Regions from separate parts of the Homo sapiens genome. Here regions 2 and 3 are each linked to region 1. The links are chromatin contacts, found by Hi-C or POLR2A ChIA-PET in ENCODE. All regions are on one chromosome and are shown on one strand. The core of a region is the stretch at or near the end of the contact, and the rest is flanking DNA. Distances in the headings are between cores, read along the strand shown. Region 1 holds the start of ZNF576 (zinc finger protein 576). Region 2 holds the start of TOMM40 (translocase of outer mitochondrial membrane 40). Region 3 holds the start of FOSB (FosB proto-oncogene, AP-1 transcription factor subunit).

Region 1 (4,319 bases), core at 708-3,207:
AACCTAGCCAACATAGCGAGACCCTGTCTCTCAGGAAAAAAAAAAAAATAATAATAATAGAGCTAAGCCTTGCCCCAAACTCACTGGGGGAGGGATCTCATGGACCTCCATGGTCGCACCTAGGTGCCTAGGGTCTCGACTAACGGACCCAGCCAGAAAGCCGGCACTCACCTCCGCAGCGCTTCTGCCTGGCTCTGCAGCGCCGCCCGGAGGCGCTCTAGCTCCTCGCAGCCGTCGCTGCTGCCGCAGTTCGCCGGTAGCACAAACAGATCCGCAGCTCCTAACCCCGCGCTGTTCAGCAGAGCTGCTGTCTGATCACGGGCCTGGGCGGCAGTCTGTGAATCCCCAGGACGGAGGTTCCGCACAGCCAGTAGCGGGGTCCCTCGGGCCAGGGCGGCCAGCGCTGCCTCTCCCAGGGCTGGAGCCAACGGTTCCCCGTTCCCCTCGGGTCCGGGCAGCACCAGTACCAGCACGTTGGCTTCCGCCGCCCAGGGCCCCGGCGCTGCGGGTGGGCAGCTCAGCTCGCCCAGAAAAAGGCCTGGGCCCGCAGCTCTTAGGCTGGGAACCCCGGAGTCCGGCCGTCCCTCGGGGGCCTCGAGCGTCTCCACATCCTTGTCGCACAGCGCTGCGATCAGCGCGGACTTCCCCAAGCCCGGAGGCCCCAGGAACAAGGCGGTCACGTCACCCTGCGGCGGAGGCATGGCTGGAAAGCAACGGGTAGAGAAGACCTGGGTCAGGGAGCACCTAGCCTTTTCCTTTCCTAGCCGCCCCACTCGGAACCCAGGCCTCAGTCCTTCACCCTGTCCCCTTCGGTTCTTGAGTGTCACTCTCCAGGACCTAAAAAATCCAGAGCCCAGACCCTATTCCCCCAGAATCCCAGGCGTCCTGTCTGTCCGCCCTCCCTCTAGATGGAAACGTTTCCCTTTCTGCTTCAAAAACTCTGAAATCAGGCGCGGTGGCTCATGCCTGTAATCCCAGTGCTTTGGGAGGCCGAGGCCGGAGGATCGCTTGAGGCCAGGAATTCGAGACCAGCCTGGCCAACATGTGGGGGGACTCTCTGGTAGAGTCTCCGTCTCGATAAAAAATAAAATTTAGCCGGGCATGGTGGTGTGCGCCTGTAGCCCCAGCTACTCGGAAGGCTGCGGCGGGAGGATCGCTTGAGCCCAGGACTTGGAGGCTGCAGTGGGCCGTGATCACACCACCGCACTCCAGCCCAGGCGACAGAGCAAGACCCTCTCTGAAAAATAAATAAAAATAAAACCTCAGAAATCTGGCTTCCAGTCCCTCCTCCCTCGGACACATTGTTATTTTCATCTTTCCCCTTCCCCCTTCCAAATCACCAACCGAGCAAAAAGCCGACCCACGGGAGAGAGCGCAGTCGGTGGCAGTAGGTCAGCAGCTGAGAAGCCCGGCCCCTGGGCCGCGGCGGACGGAGGCCGAAGAGGCCAGGGAGCGGTGATTTAGAGATGCCGGGACCCGTCCCGGTAGCTTTAACCTGACGTCACTCCCTCTCCCAAGGGGGTGTGTCTTGGAAGGCCGACAGCAGAGACCCAGCCCTTCGCCGCGCCTGCGCAGAACGGCCGAAGTGTGCACGCCCCTCTTTGGCGGCCTCAGGGCCTAGAACAATGAATGAGTCAACGCGCCTGCGCGCCACGAGAGCCTACCCACGCATGCGCAAAAGGCTTAGCTAGCTAAGCCGCGGGAGGCTGAACGTCATCAAACGCGCCATAGGGCAGAGAAGGACCCCTCCCGTTATTTTGAGGACCGGGCTGGTGCGACTATACTACTGCCGGATGGCAAATCCGGGATCTCGGCTCCGAGAGGCTCATCTGGCAAAAGGGCGCGGAAACCACGGGGGCCCTGAGACTGAGTGGTCCCTATCCCACTTCTCTCTGGGGCGGCGCTGTAGCCAGCGGCTGACAGGCGCAGCGAAAGGCAGCCCTCTGCTGTAAGGAGGAAAACTGAGGCCTGGGAGCAGGAACCTGTAGGCAGCGCTTGAGGGTAGCGGGATAGCAGCTGCAAGCGCGCGTGGGAGGCGGGGGCTCTGGGCGGAACAAAAATCACAGGATGTCAGAGGATGTTTCCCGGGAAGAACTGGGATAAAGGGTGGGTATCACTACCTGCCCCAAGACACTTGAGATTGGGATGACGCTGGTGTCAAAGATCAAGGCTTCCACGCTGAGTTCAGGGAGTTAGTTTGATGCAGCAGGTCATAGGTCACACCAGTGAGAAGACTCTAGGGGAGTCCCAAACCCAGGAAATCCAGTCCTTTGGGAGGTTTGAAGCTTCTTTTAGCAAGAACTCCATCAATTAGAGTTCAAGGAGATAGTATGTCGTAGGGGTCAAAGGCAGGCAAGGAGAGCCTCTGGCGATGTCAAAGGTCATAGACTTAGGGTGCCCTCTAAGACTGGTAACAGATGAACAGCTTCACTTATGCACGCTCCTCTCCTGACTAGAAGGGTCCCAGCACCATGGAGGACCCGAACCCTGAAGAGAACATGAAGCAGCAGGATTCACCCAAGGAGAGAAGTCCCCAGAGCCCAGGAGGCAACATCTGTGAGTACACATGGCTGGCGGGCTAGAGGAGGGTGGGGTGCAGGAGCTGATGCTAAGATCTCTGTGGCACTTCGGTGTCCAAGGCGCCACAGAGTTTTGCCTGTTGAGAAGGGGCTGTAATGGTCCCTGAGCTGCTCTAGCAGGAAGTGCATCTCCTCACACCAGCTTATGTGGCCAGAGTACTCACCCTCCTCTGGCCACATAAGCAGGATTGCAATGCTTATGCATTCAGAGGGATAGGGTGGCTTCCAGGAGAGGCTTGGGTTGGAGATGTGGCTGGGAATGGTTCTATTGGGAGAGAAACCCCAAGATTCTGGTCCCAACTCTGCCCTAGACTTTCAGTGTAACTTGGGCCTTGGTTTCCTTGACTGTCAAAAGAGGGTGGTACTTCCCACCTCACAGGGTGGGTATGGGATTAACTGCAGCAAAGGGGAAAGCTAGGGGTTAATGATGGTAGCCAGTTTGACATGTAATAGCAACACCTCCTGCTCAGTGTTTTATTATGAGCTAGGTGTATTTATTCTCATATTATGAACCATTTTAACATTCATTATCTCATTGAGTCCTTCTAATAATAGGCCCTTTAAACTGGGAACTGAGGCAGAGAGAGGTATTTGTAACAAGAGCTGTAGTCTCAATGCCCTTGAGCCAGAGACTACCAGGAACACACCTGCAGTTGAACACGTTGGGTTTCTCACTGCAATGAACACAGACCATGGGGGGACTGTGGGGTGTCTCACTAAGAATGGTAAAAACGACACAGGATTTGGGCTTGTGGGTGGTGATTTTGGGGAAGGTTCAAGCAAAATTGTTTTGCTCTGGATTGGATGCTACCAGGAAGCAGGGGCAATTCTATGATTGGCTATCGTAATAAATCTTACCCAGAAGGAGGAAGGAAGGAGGCGAGGCTCAAGCTCTGACTGATAAAGCAGCAGCAGACATTCACATTAGCCAGGATAGGAGGATGTTTGGTCATTTTTCTGCTTGGACAGTATTCATATTTTGTCTGTGCTCAGACATTATGATGATGTAGTCTTGTCTTGATTCATTTTAGTCACAGCGTGGCCTTGTCTGTCCTTGATATTCTGTGAAAATTTATGTTCAACAGAACACCAAGGTCTAGCTGTGAGTACCAGGCCAGATCCTGGATGTCGGGCTGGATTTCTCTGTATCATTAGTCATAATTGCAAATGACTGTACAGCAATTCATTTATTCCTTCCAACGGTCCTATGGAGTAGATACTGTTATTAGCCCATTTTCCAGATAAGGAAACTGGTGTAATTGCCTAGGAAGTGGTGGAGGTGAGATTCAATCCCAAGCAGTCTGGCTCCAAAGGCTGTGCTGTAATCACCATACCCCTCTGTTGGGCAGGCTGACTCTCTGGGTTCCAACCCTGGCTCCACCATTTCCTTTCCTAGCCTCATGACTATGGGCAACTTGCCTAACCTCTTTGAATCTCAGTTTGCTCATCCATAAAATAGGTGCAAGAACAGTTCTCCTGTTTGGTTGTCCAGCATTAGCATAGAACCTAGCACATAACACATTCAATGTTAATTGTTGGTGTGATTCTGGGGTTCAGGAAGAGGTCTTGGAGACTCCTGCTGGCCTCCCCTGACCTCTCCCCCACATTCCTCAGGCCACCTGGGGGCCCCGAAGTGCACCCGCTGCCTCATCACCTTCGCAGATTCCAAGTTCCAGGAGCGTCACATGAAGCGGGAGCACCCAGCGGACTTCGTGGCCCAGAAGCTGCAGGGGGTCCTCT
Region 2 (4,738 bases), core at 140-2,639, 1.3 Mb after region 1:
CGGGAAACTGAGGCGGGAAGCTCGACTGAGTCCAGGAGTTAAGAGACCAGCCTGGGAAACACAGTGAGACCCCGCCTCTACGAAAGTTAGCCGGGCGTGGTGGCACGCACCTGTAGTTCAGCTACTCTGGAGGCTGAGGTAGGAGGATCGATTGAGGCCAGAAGTTCAAGGCTGCAGTAAGCTATGATGGCGCCACTGCACTCCAGCCTGAGTGACAGAGTCCAACCTTGTCTTTAAAAAAATAAAAATTAAAAAAGCAGTAACGAAAGTATAAGAGGCTCAAGTTTAATGAATAAACGGCAAGTAAAAGTAGACTAAAGGCAAAATCATGAATAATGTTGTAATAGGAGCCCAAGGCATGACGGATAATAAACCTGAATGAATGGGCCAGAGGCAGAGTGATGAATAATGGAAAAATAGGGACCGGGGGCAAGGGAGGTAACGGACAGGAGTTCATGGATCCAAAACATGATGGCTAATTAGAGAAGGGCCGGAAGAACGACGAAAGTGAGCAGGCAGGCTGGAGCTAAAAGTAGTCTGGGCAATGAAGCTCAAATGAATGGGGCAGAGGCATGATGGGTAATGGGAGAGGAATGAATGGGCCAAAGATAGAAGCCGCAGTGACGCGAGGAACAAGAGGCATGATGGGTAACGAAAGGGGTGGGTCTAAGGCAACTGTTTCGCTAAGAGGTGATGAGGGCATTGTGGGTAACGAGGAGCAGCGCAGGGTTCGCAGAACAGATTAGAATTCTCCCGAGGCACTCTGGGAAGGGCCAGCACTTCCGGTTTTAGGTCGGCTACTCCGAACCAGAGGTGGGGTGGGGGCCCGGCTGCCGCGGTGCCTGGTGGGACGCGAGGCCTGACCTTGCTGCCTAGCCGCCTCTGCCGCGCAACCCACCTTTACCTGTCCTTCGACCCTGGAACGTTAGCCAATGAGAGTACCAAGCTGATACGCCACCAAGGTCGACCCCGTACACGCTGGAGCCAATCAAAATGCTGCAAGGGTCAAAGCCGACCAATTATCACAGCAACCTCGCCGCGGGGCGGAATCAAAAGAGGGCCTCCTCCAGGAGAGAGGCGGGGCGATGCCTCAGCGGGCGTGGCAAAATGCTCAGCACAGACCAATGGCGGGTTAGCACCGGAACCCGCGGCGACGCGAGCCAATAGGCGCAGGCGCTGCGAGCCAATGGGAAGGGTGGGAGGGGCGCCGTGGCTACCCTGCGAGTGAGAACCAATACAAAAGGACATTTCAGGGAAAGTGGGCGGGACTTTATGCACAAGTCCAATGGGAAGACCGAGTCTTGACGCTGGTGGGCGGGCCTCAGGGCACACTAAACCAATGGGCTAGGTGGGGCGGGGCGACGGTGGTGGCGGCGGCGGCAGCGGGTTCGGTTGCGCGTGGCGCACGGGGTGGGAGCGGAGCCCAGGCCGGGAGCAGGCGCCGCCGCCAGTGAGAACCGGGGCCGGAGCCGGGTGCGGATTTGCTGGGGCTGAGTCGGGGGCGCGCGGGCCCTGACCTCTGCCCTCTGACCTCTCCCCTAGCAGGCGACCATGGGGAACGTGTTGGCTGCCAGCTCGCCGCCCGCAGGGCCGCCACCGCCGCCTGCGCCGGCCCTCGTGGGGCTGCCGCCACCTCCGCCCTCGCCGCCGGGCTTCACGCTGCCGCCGCTGGGAGGCAGCCTGGGCGCCGGCACCAGTACGAGTCGAAGTTCGGAACGGACCCCCGGGGCTGCAACCGCCAGCGCCTCAGGGGCCGCCGAGGATGGGGCCTGCGGCTGCCTGCCCAACCCGGGCACATTCGAGGAGTGCCACCGGAAGTGCAAGGGTGAGGGGCGAGGGGCCCCCGCTGGGCTGCGATGGCCTGGATCTCGGGGGAAGGGGGAGGACACTGGGGACTCTGGGATTTGGCGCGCACCATTGGAATTATTTAACAGCACTAGGAGGTGATGTTGGGATCGAATGGTGGAACGTTGGACTTGGGGCTTAGAATGATGGAATCAAATGCTGGAAACGGGATGGAATGTCATAGCAGTAGAGAAAAGCCTTTAGGGACCTGAGGAGCCCCGGGATCAGCCAAGCCAGACTTCTCTTGTGATCGGGAAGGCAACTGAGGCCCAAGGTCACGGTGTCAGCAAGGTGTCAGCGAGGTTCCTTGGGTATGGGACCCAAAGCCTCCGGATCCCAGCCTGGAGCAATTAGAGTAGTAGTAGTGGTGGAGATTTATGGAGTTCTGTTCTGGTGTTCATTATACGTTAACTCATTAGATCCTTGGGACAATTCTGTGTGGTGAGGGTCCCATCTTTCAGATGATGAGTTTGACCTAAAGTTGCTCAGCTTGGTGGCAGTGAGATTTGAGCAAGCAAAGGCCCTGGCCCTGTCTAACTAGGCTGTACTGCCTCTTTACAGGTGGAATCCTTTGTGAGATGTTCTGCTGTGGGTCTCTGGAGAGAGCTGGGGGTGGTAGGGAAGGAAGAGATGAGAGTTGGTGTGGGGTTGGAGTGGAGTGTGACAGCGTTTCTCTTCTCCAGAGCTGTTTCCCATTCAGATGGAGGGTGTCAAGCTCACAGTCAACAAAGGGTTGAGTAACCATTTTCAGGTGAGCCTTCCTGGTGTCCTTACCCACCAGAGATCGTCCCCGCCGTCCCCCTCCCTGCATCTGCACACTCGGCCCAATTACTCCTCCCTCAAGAGCTGGGCTCCCTGATACTTGAAAAGACTCGGAGATATAGTGCCAGACTGACTACTCAGTTTGGGGACCTAGAATCCAGAGGTACTGTCTCCCCATAGCAGCTAGGCTGGAGTGAAGGAACAGGTCTGTGGGCCTACCGGCAGCACCTCCTTTCTCTGAGTCTCTTAGTCAGGCCGTGCCTCCCAGTCTTCATCCCCTGCCCAGCCCAGAGACCTTGTCCTTGCCCTCTTCAGTGGGCAAGCCTATCTGTCCAGTATCGTCACAGCTCTCGCTTTCCTTCCAGGTCAACCACACAGTAGCCCTCAGCACAATCGGGGAGTCCAACTACCACTTCGGGGTCACATATGTGGGGACAAAGCAGCTGAGTCCCACAGAGGTGAGCTTCCTTTTTCATCCATTCATTGTATCCTTCTAATAACAAATTTGTAGCCAAATGTCAAGCTAAGACGGCCTCATCAGGAAAAGGTCACAGCTACCGAGAGCCTGGAGATGGGGATTGCATCTCTCCGAGGTGCACTGGGACACAAATAATTCCTTCATCCAGCAAACATCCGCCAAACCCCTGCTCTCTGCCTGGCCCCATGCTGAGCAGTGCTGGGGATGTGGCCACAGCCACCCTGTCACCAGACAGCGATGACCCAGGGTGGAAAGGGCTGGACTGTAGATCATGCAGAACTTTGAATGCCAGACTAGGCTTTGGACTTTCTCTAGGGGGTTGTGGAGAGTCATGGCATGGTTTGGTCAAGGGAAAGACGTGGTCCACAGGTTCCCGCTGTAGAAATCTCTGGGGCATCTCTGGGGTGGCCATGTGGGGGCTAGTTATTAGGAAGGGCAAAACTGGAGGCCCAGACAGGGTTGGGGGGACTGAATGAGGTCTCTGCTTCTGTCATTTCCCTTCAGCAAATGTGTTTATTCTGCAAACCTTCATTGCACAACACATTCTGTGCCCAGCCCTGTGCTGGCACACATGACTGAAACAGCATGGGACTCACCCGTGGGGCAGGGGACAGACTGTTCCCAGAGAGTAACAAGCCAGGATGGGCAAGGCTGACATGGGGGAACCCAAAGGTCGGGGAGCCTAACTCAGCTTAGGTGGTCAGAGAGCACTTCGTGGAGGAGGGGACCCCCATCCGAGGCTTTCTGACCCTAGGCTTCTCACCCCGGCCCATCTCACATACTTGCACAGTGCACCACCTCTGACCCCTTCCGTTCTCTCTGCCTCACAGGCGTTCCCTGTACTGGTGGGTGACATGGACAACAGTGGCAGTCTCAACGCTCAGGTCATTCACCAGCTGGGCCCCGGTCTCAGGTCCAAGATGGCCATCCAGGTGAGTGGGGCACGGAGGCTGCTGCTCCCCTCGGCCACCGTGAGCAGGGAGCCGCCCTCACACCCCCTCCTCTCCACAGACCCAGCAGTCGAAGTTTGTGAACTGGCAGGTGGACGGGGAGTATCGGGGCTCTGACTTCACAGCAGCCGTCACCCTGGGGAACCCAGACGTCCTCGTGGGTTCAGGTAAGAGGCGGAGGGCTTGGAGGGTGGTCACAAAACTGCAGTTCTGGCTTTGCCAGCAAATCCACCCCATTTGTGAACCTCCTTTTCTGCCACTGGAGAAGTGGCTCAGCAGGAGTGATTTTGAAACATCAGGCAACATACTACAGTGGGTGAGACGGTCACCCACTGACCATGAGTGGGTGAGTCAGAGCAGTCTTTTTTTTTTTTTTTTTTGAGATGGAGTCTTGCTTTATCACCCAGGTTGGAGTGCCGTGGCACGATCTTGGCTCACTGCAACCTCCATCTCCTGGGTTCATGCAATTCTCCTGCCTCAGCCTCCCGAGTAGCTGGGATTACAGGCATGCGCTACCACGCCTGGCTAATTTTTGTATTTTTAGTAGAGACAGGGTTTCACCACATTGGTCAGGCTGGTCTTGAACTCCTGACCTCAAGGGATCCACCCACCTCAGCCTCCCAAAGTGCTGGGATTACAGGTGTGAGCCACCACGCCCAGCCAGTCAGCGCAATTTTAACTGAGATTTTCTTTTGTATTAAAA
Region 3 (4,356 bases), core at 656-3,155, 1.9 Mb after region 1:
CTGTCTCAAAAAACAAAACAGAACAAAACAAAAATTAGCCAGGTGTGGTGGCGCACACCTGTAATCCCAGCTACTCGGGAGGCTGAGGCAGGAGAATCACTTGAACCCAGGAGATGTAGGCTGCAGTGAGCCGAGATTGTGGCACTGCACTCCAGCCTGGGCAACAGAGTGAGACTCTGTCAAAAAAAAAAAAAAAAAACGTCAGATTCATGAACCCCATTTGCTAAGAAGATTTGCTCAGGTAGTCACCTGTACCCCTGTGAGCCAAGATTGCAACAGTACATGCTAAGAGCAGTAAGAAGGAGATTGTAAAGCTTAGAAAGACCTGACAGGCCAGGCGCTGTGGCTCACGCCTGTAATCTCGACACTTCGGGAGGCCGAGGCAGGCGGATCACCAGGTCAGGAGTTCAAGACCATCCTGACCAATATGGTGAAACCCCGTCTGTACTAAACATATAAAAATTAGCTTGACGTGGTGGCCCGCGCCTGTAGTCCAGCAACTCGAGAGGCTAAGGTGAGGCGGAGGTTGCAGTGAGCCGAGATCGCCACTGCACTCCAGCCTGGCGGCAGAGCAAGACTCCGTCTCAAAAAAAAAAAAAAAAAAAAAAAAAAAAAGACCTGACAAGTGAAAGCTACTAATATTGCCATTATCATTTAAAAAAACCCCAGACACAGGTTTTTCAGGGAGTTTCATCCAACCAGGCAGGTCTCAGAAATCAGAAAAGAAATGGAAAGGGTAGGAAATCTGGAGTTTGACAATTCTGAGTTTGAATTTCTTGTGATGGGATCTTGGGCAAGTCATTTAACCTCCCTGAGTATCATTTTTTTCTTTTATAAAATGAAGATTTTTCTCTCTTAACCTTCCAGAGCTGTTTTAAGGATTACAAATCTTCTACTGAAAGGCGTAGCACAGGAGCTGTGCTTGGCAAGTGCCAAATACAAGGCATTAATTATTATTATTAGAATTAATAATAATATCCCCTCCCTCTTACACATTCTTTGTCTCCGGGTGGATTAAAAGGTGGAAGGAGAGGCTACCAACACCATCAGAAGAGAGGCTTCTCTCTAAGTTTCATTTCCCATCTCCTCCAAATCCGCATCCCTCCCAAACGCCGGACCTGTAAGGCCAGCAGGGTCCAAGACACACATCCTTTGCCCAGCGGGGAAGATTAAAGCTAAAGCTCAGAGAGGGAAAACATTTCCTAAGCTCGCACAGCGAATCAGGACAGAAACCAGGACGAGCCTCGGAATCCCTCCATTACCTCCACTTTCACCTGAGCATCACAGCCCGCTCGGGACTCAGTTTCCCCACCTACGTGACCACACCACACTAATCAGGGTCTCCTTTTGGAGATCTGCTCTTCTTCTCGAATGGGGGCGCTGCACCATCGGTAGAACAGGGTAGGTGGGGGCGCCAGAGGTGAAGGGGACCTGCAGGCTGGGGTCTTCCCCGCCCGGGTCAGCGGGGTCCCTGCGGGGCTAGTCTAAGCGCCTATTATTACCAGCCCCCGGGGCGGCGTTGCACTGCGCAGGCGCGGGCGGGGCGCGGGCGCGCGCGCGAGCGAGCGAGGGATTCCCTCTGACGTCATTGCTAGGATACCAAACAAACACTCCGCCGCGCCGGCCGAGCTCCTTATATGGCTAATTGCGTCACAGGAACTCCGGGAAGGCGGGGCCGGGATCCCCTCCCGCCGAGTGGCCCGGAACGCAACCCCCGAGACCCCCAGGGCCCCGAGGGTCATGCAAGTGACCAGATCGAGTCTAGAACAGACCTCTTGCTGGACAGTGCGGGACTCGATTTGGCGGGGCCGGAGATTTGGGGAAGTTTGTCCAGCAAGGGGCGGGTGACGTAAGCAGGGGGGCGGGTCCCGGGCATATAAATACAGGCTGGCGGGTCTGTGCTTCATTCATAAGACTCAGAGCTACGGCCACGGCAGGGACACGCGGAACCAAGACTTGGAAACTTGATTGTTGTGGTTCTTCTTGGGGGTTATGAAATTTCATTAATCTTTTTTTTTCCGGGGAGAAAGTTTTTGGAAAGATTCTTCCAGATATTTCTTCATTTTCTTTTGGAGGACCGACTTACTTTTTTTGGTCTTCTTTATTACTCCCCTCCCCCCGTGGGACCCGCCGGACGCGTGGAGGAGACCGTAGCTGAAGCTGATTCTGTACAGCGGGACAGCGCTTTCTGCCCCTGGGGGAGCAACCCCTCCCTCGCCCCTGGGTCCTACGGAGCCTGCACTTTCAAGAGGTACAGCGGCATCCTGTGGGGGCCTGGGCACCGCAGGAAGACTGCACAGAAACTTTGCCATTGTTGGAACGGGACGTTGCTCCTTCCCCGAGCTTCCCCGGACAGCGTACTTTGAGGACTCGCTCAGCTCACCGGGGACTCCCACGGCTCACCCCGGACTTGCACCTTACTTCCCCAACCCGGCCATAGCCTTGGCTTCCCGGCGACCTCAGCGTGGTCACAGGGGCCCCCCTGTGCCCAGGGAAATGTTTCAGGCTTTCCCCGGAGACTACGACTCCGGCTCCCGGTGCAGCTCCTCACCCTCTGCCGAGTCTCAATATCTGTCTTCGGTGGACTCCTTCGGCAGTCCACCCACCGCCGCCGCCTCCCAGGTAAGTTTTTGATAGTAGGGGTGCTGCTTTGTAGGTTTTATTTTTTAAGTCAAGGGTGAAAAGAATAAACCCCAACCCCCACAAAAAGGCGCATCAGAACCCTAGATCTGAGATGGAAAAGGCTCACAGCGCACTTTGCAAACTGCAAAGAGTCGGGAGATGTTTGCAATTGGTTGCGTGCGTGGAGCGCAAGGAGGGAACGCGGCAGGGAGGGTAGGCTTTGGGGCGAGGTGGGGGTGGGGTGGGTAATGCGCTGCTCAATGCAACGTGTATGCGGTAGCGGGGCTGAGAACTTTGAGCCGGCCCCGGGACTGCCCCCTGCTCGGGTCCCAGACCTGAAGCTAGCGCAGTTAGGCAGGTGGGGGAAATCCCGGGGAAGCTTCCAGCAGTCTCTTTTCCTTTCCTCCTCCTTCGGAGCGCCCACTTCGGTGCCGGGTCGCCCTCCACCCATCGGGAAGAGGGGCCTCGAACCCTCAGCCGCGCTGCCTCCGCCTCCTGCGCGGAGACGTAACGGGGGACCCGTGCGTAACGGCTGACGCGCTGGAATCCTCCGTCTGACGCGGGGCACGCACGGCGCGCGGCGCCCCCTTCGTCCGCCCCGCCCCTGACGTCCCGGGAGCGTTCTATTTTGGAACGCCGGGGCCACGTTGCTAAGGGAGGGGGCAGCCCGGCGTTTCGATTGGCCGCCGGGGCGCACGCCTTGGCCAATCAGCTTTCCCTTCCTATTTGTAGGGTGCATTTTCCTTCCCCCCTCTCTGTCCCCGGAACCCGTGGTTCCTTGGCGGCTGGGTCTCTTTTCGGCGCCTCTAGAGGCAGAGGGAGGGGATCCCTGTCGTGACAAGAGCGCCTGTCTGCGACCCAATGGATCTGCGAGGCCCTTGCGGGGATCTAGTCCCTGGGCTCTCAGGAGAAGGGGGTGTCTGCTTGTGTGCTGGCGTTTCTTGGAGAGATACGGTGGCTGTCACCCTCTTCTCCAGGCACACACAGACACATTCCCACTCCCTCTGCTCCTCATGCCCGGTTCCTCCGGTGTGTCCCAAGACAGGACTAGAACCGCGAACCGAAGGGCAACCAGCCAGGTGGTCTCCAGGAGCTCCGCCCCCTCTGGGTTCCCAGGACTCTGATTGGTCGGCGAGCCAGCCCTTCCCTCACCACGCCCCCCGAGAGAGTAGTTAAGCCTTCAGAGCAGTTCCAGGAGTCCATTTACGGGAGGGGGGAGATGAGCGCTGCTGAGGCTTGGGGGCTCAGGTCCCGCACCATTCCCCCTCCGCGACAATCTGAGAGAGCTCCAGTGGTTACTTTTATCTACCTGTCCGTTCACCCTAAACTGTCACTCGTCAGTCTCACTCTGAGAAGAGACAGTAACTTGAAACGTTGTTCTAAACTCCTAGGCCCGTCCCCCAAACACCCTTTTGACTGGGACCCCCGCCCCTGCATGGGACCTCGCGCAGAGGGGGGTGTGTATGTGTGTGAGTGTAGAGGAAGGCTTGGCCTAAGGCCTCTCCTTCTCCCTCCCCTTGCCTCTGGGGTGGGGGTGGGGTGTTGTGGCTGTGTGTGTGGCTGTGGCTCCGTCCCGGGGGTTCTGTCACCCGGCTGTGTCCAGCCTCCTCTCCACCCCCCATACCTAAGAGTCACCAACCCGGGGTGTGATTCACCACCCGCTGGAACCGTGCAACCTTTCCCCGAGGAAGAAGGAGGAGGTAGAAGCCAGTTGAGCAGAAATCCTCTCATTAA

The links. A loop is a pair of places that touch in the nucleus more often than their neighbours do. ChIA-PET counts read pairs that join two places held with the same protein, here RNA polymerase II (POLR2A). Pooled maps may share reads with other maps.
Region 2: a pooled map shows a loop between it and region 1 (10-fold over the local background). The contact joins the promoter of TOMM40 here to the promoter of ZNF576 in region 1. A Hi-C loop is called at or near these places in 1 of 37 single-sample maps with no recorded cell type and 7 of 50 pooled maps. POLR2A ChIA-PET finds 5 or more read pairs at or near these places in 1 of 52 experiments (activated T-cell).
Region 3: a pooled map shows a loop between it and region 1 (9-fold over the local background). The contact joins the promoter of FOSB here to the promoter of ZNF576 in region 1. A Hi-C loop is called at or near these places in 1 of 50 pooled maps. POLR2A ChIA-PET finds 5 or more read pairs at or near these places in 2 of 52 experiments (Caco-2 and activated CD4-positive, alpha-beta T cell).

Annotation. Positions count from the first base shown.
Region 1 is chr19:43,594,638-43,598,956 of GRCh38, forward strand. It overlaps ZNF576 (zinc finger protein 576), which reads left to right and starts at 1,958. Exons shown (of 3, transcript NM_001145347.2): 1 at 1,958-2,106; 2 at 2,457-2,556; 3 at 4,194-4,319. The coding sequence starts at 2,472. It overlaps IRGQ (immunity related GTPase Q), which reads right to left and starts at 1,497. Exons shown (of 3, transcript NM_001007561.3): 1 at 1,345-1,497; 2 at 172-703. The coding sequence starts at 701. RefSeq lists enhancers at 121-917, 1,103-1,172, 1,573-1,992.
Region 2 is chr19:44,889,865-44,894,602 of GRCh38, forward strand. It overlaps TOMM40 (translocase of outer mitochondrial membrane 40), which reads left to right and starts at 1,390. Exons shown (of 9, transcript NM_001128917.2): 1 at 1,390-1,825; 2 at 2,529-2,596; 3 at 2,973-3,065; 4 at 3,916-4,017; 5 at 4,097-4,202. The coding sequence starts at 1,552. RefSeq lists enhancers at 1-447, 617-776 and a silencer at 1,087-1,726.
Region 3 is chr19:45,466,091-45,470,446 of GRCh38, forward strand. FOSB (FosB proto-oncogene, AP-1 transcription factor subunit) reads left to right here and starts at 1,906. Exons shown (of 4, transcript NM_006732.3): 1 at 1,906-2,622. The coding sequence starts at 2,497. RefSeq lists a silencer at 1,543-1,822 and enhancers at 2,007-2,908, 3,954-4,003.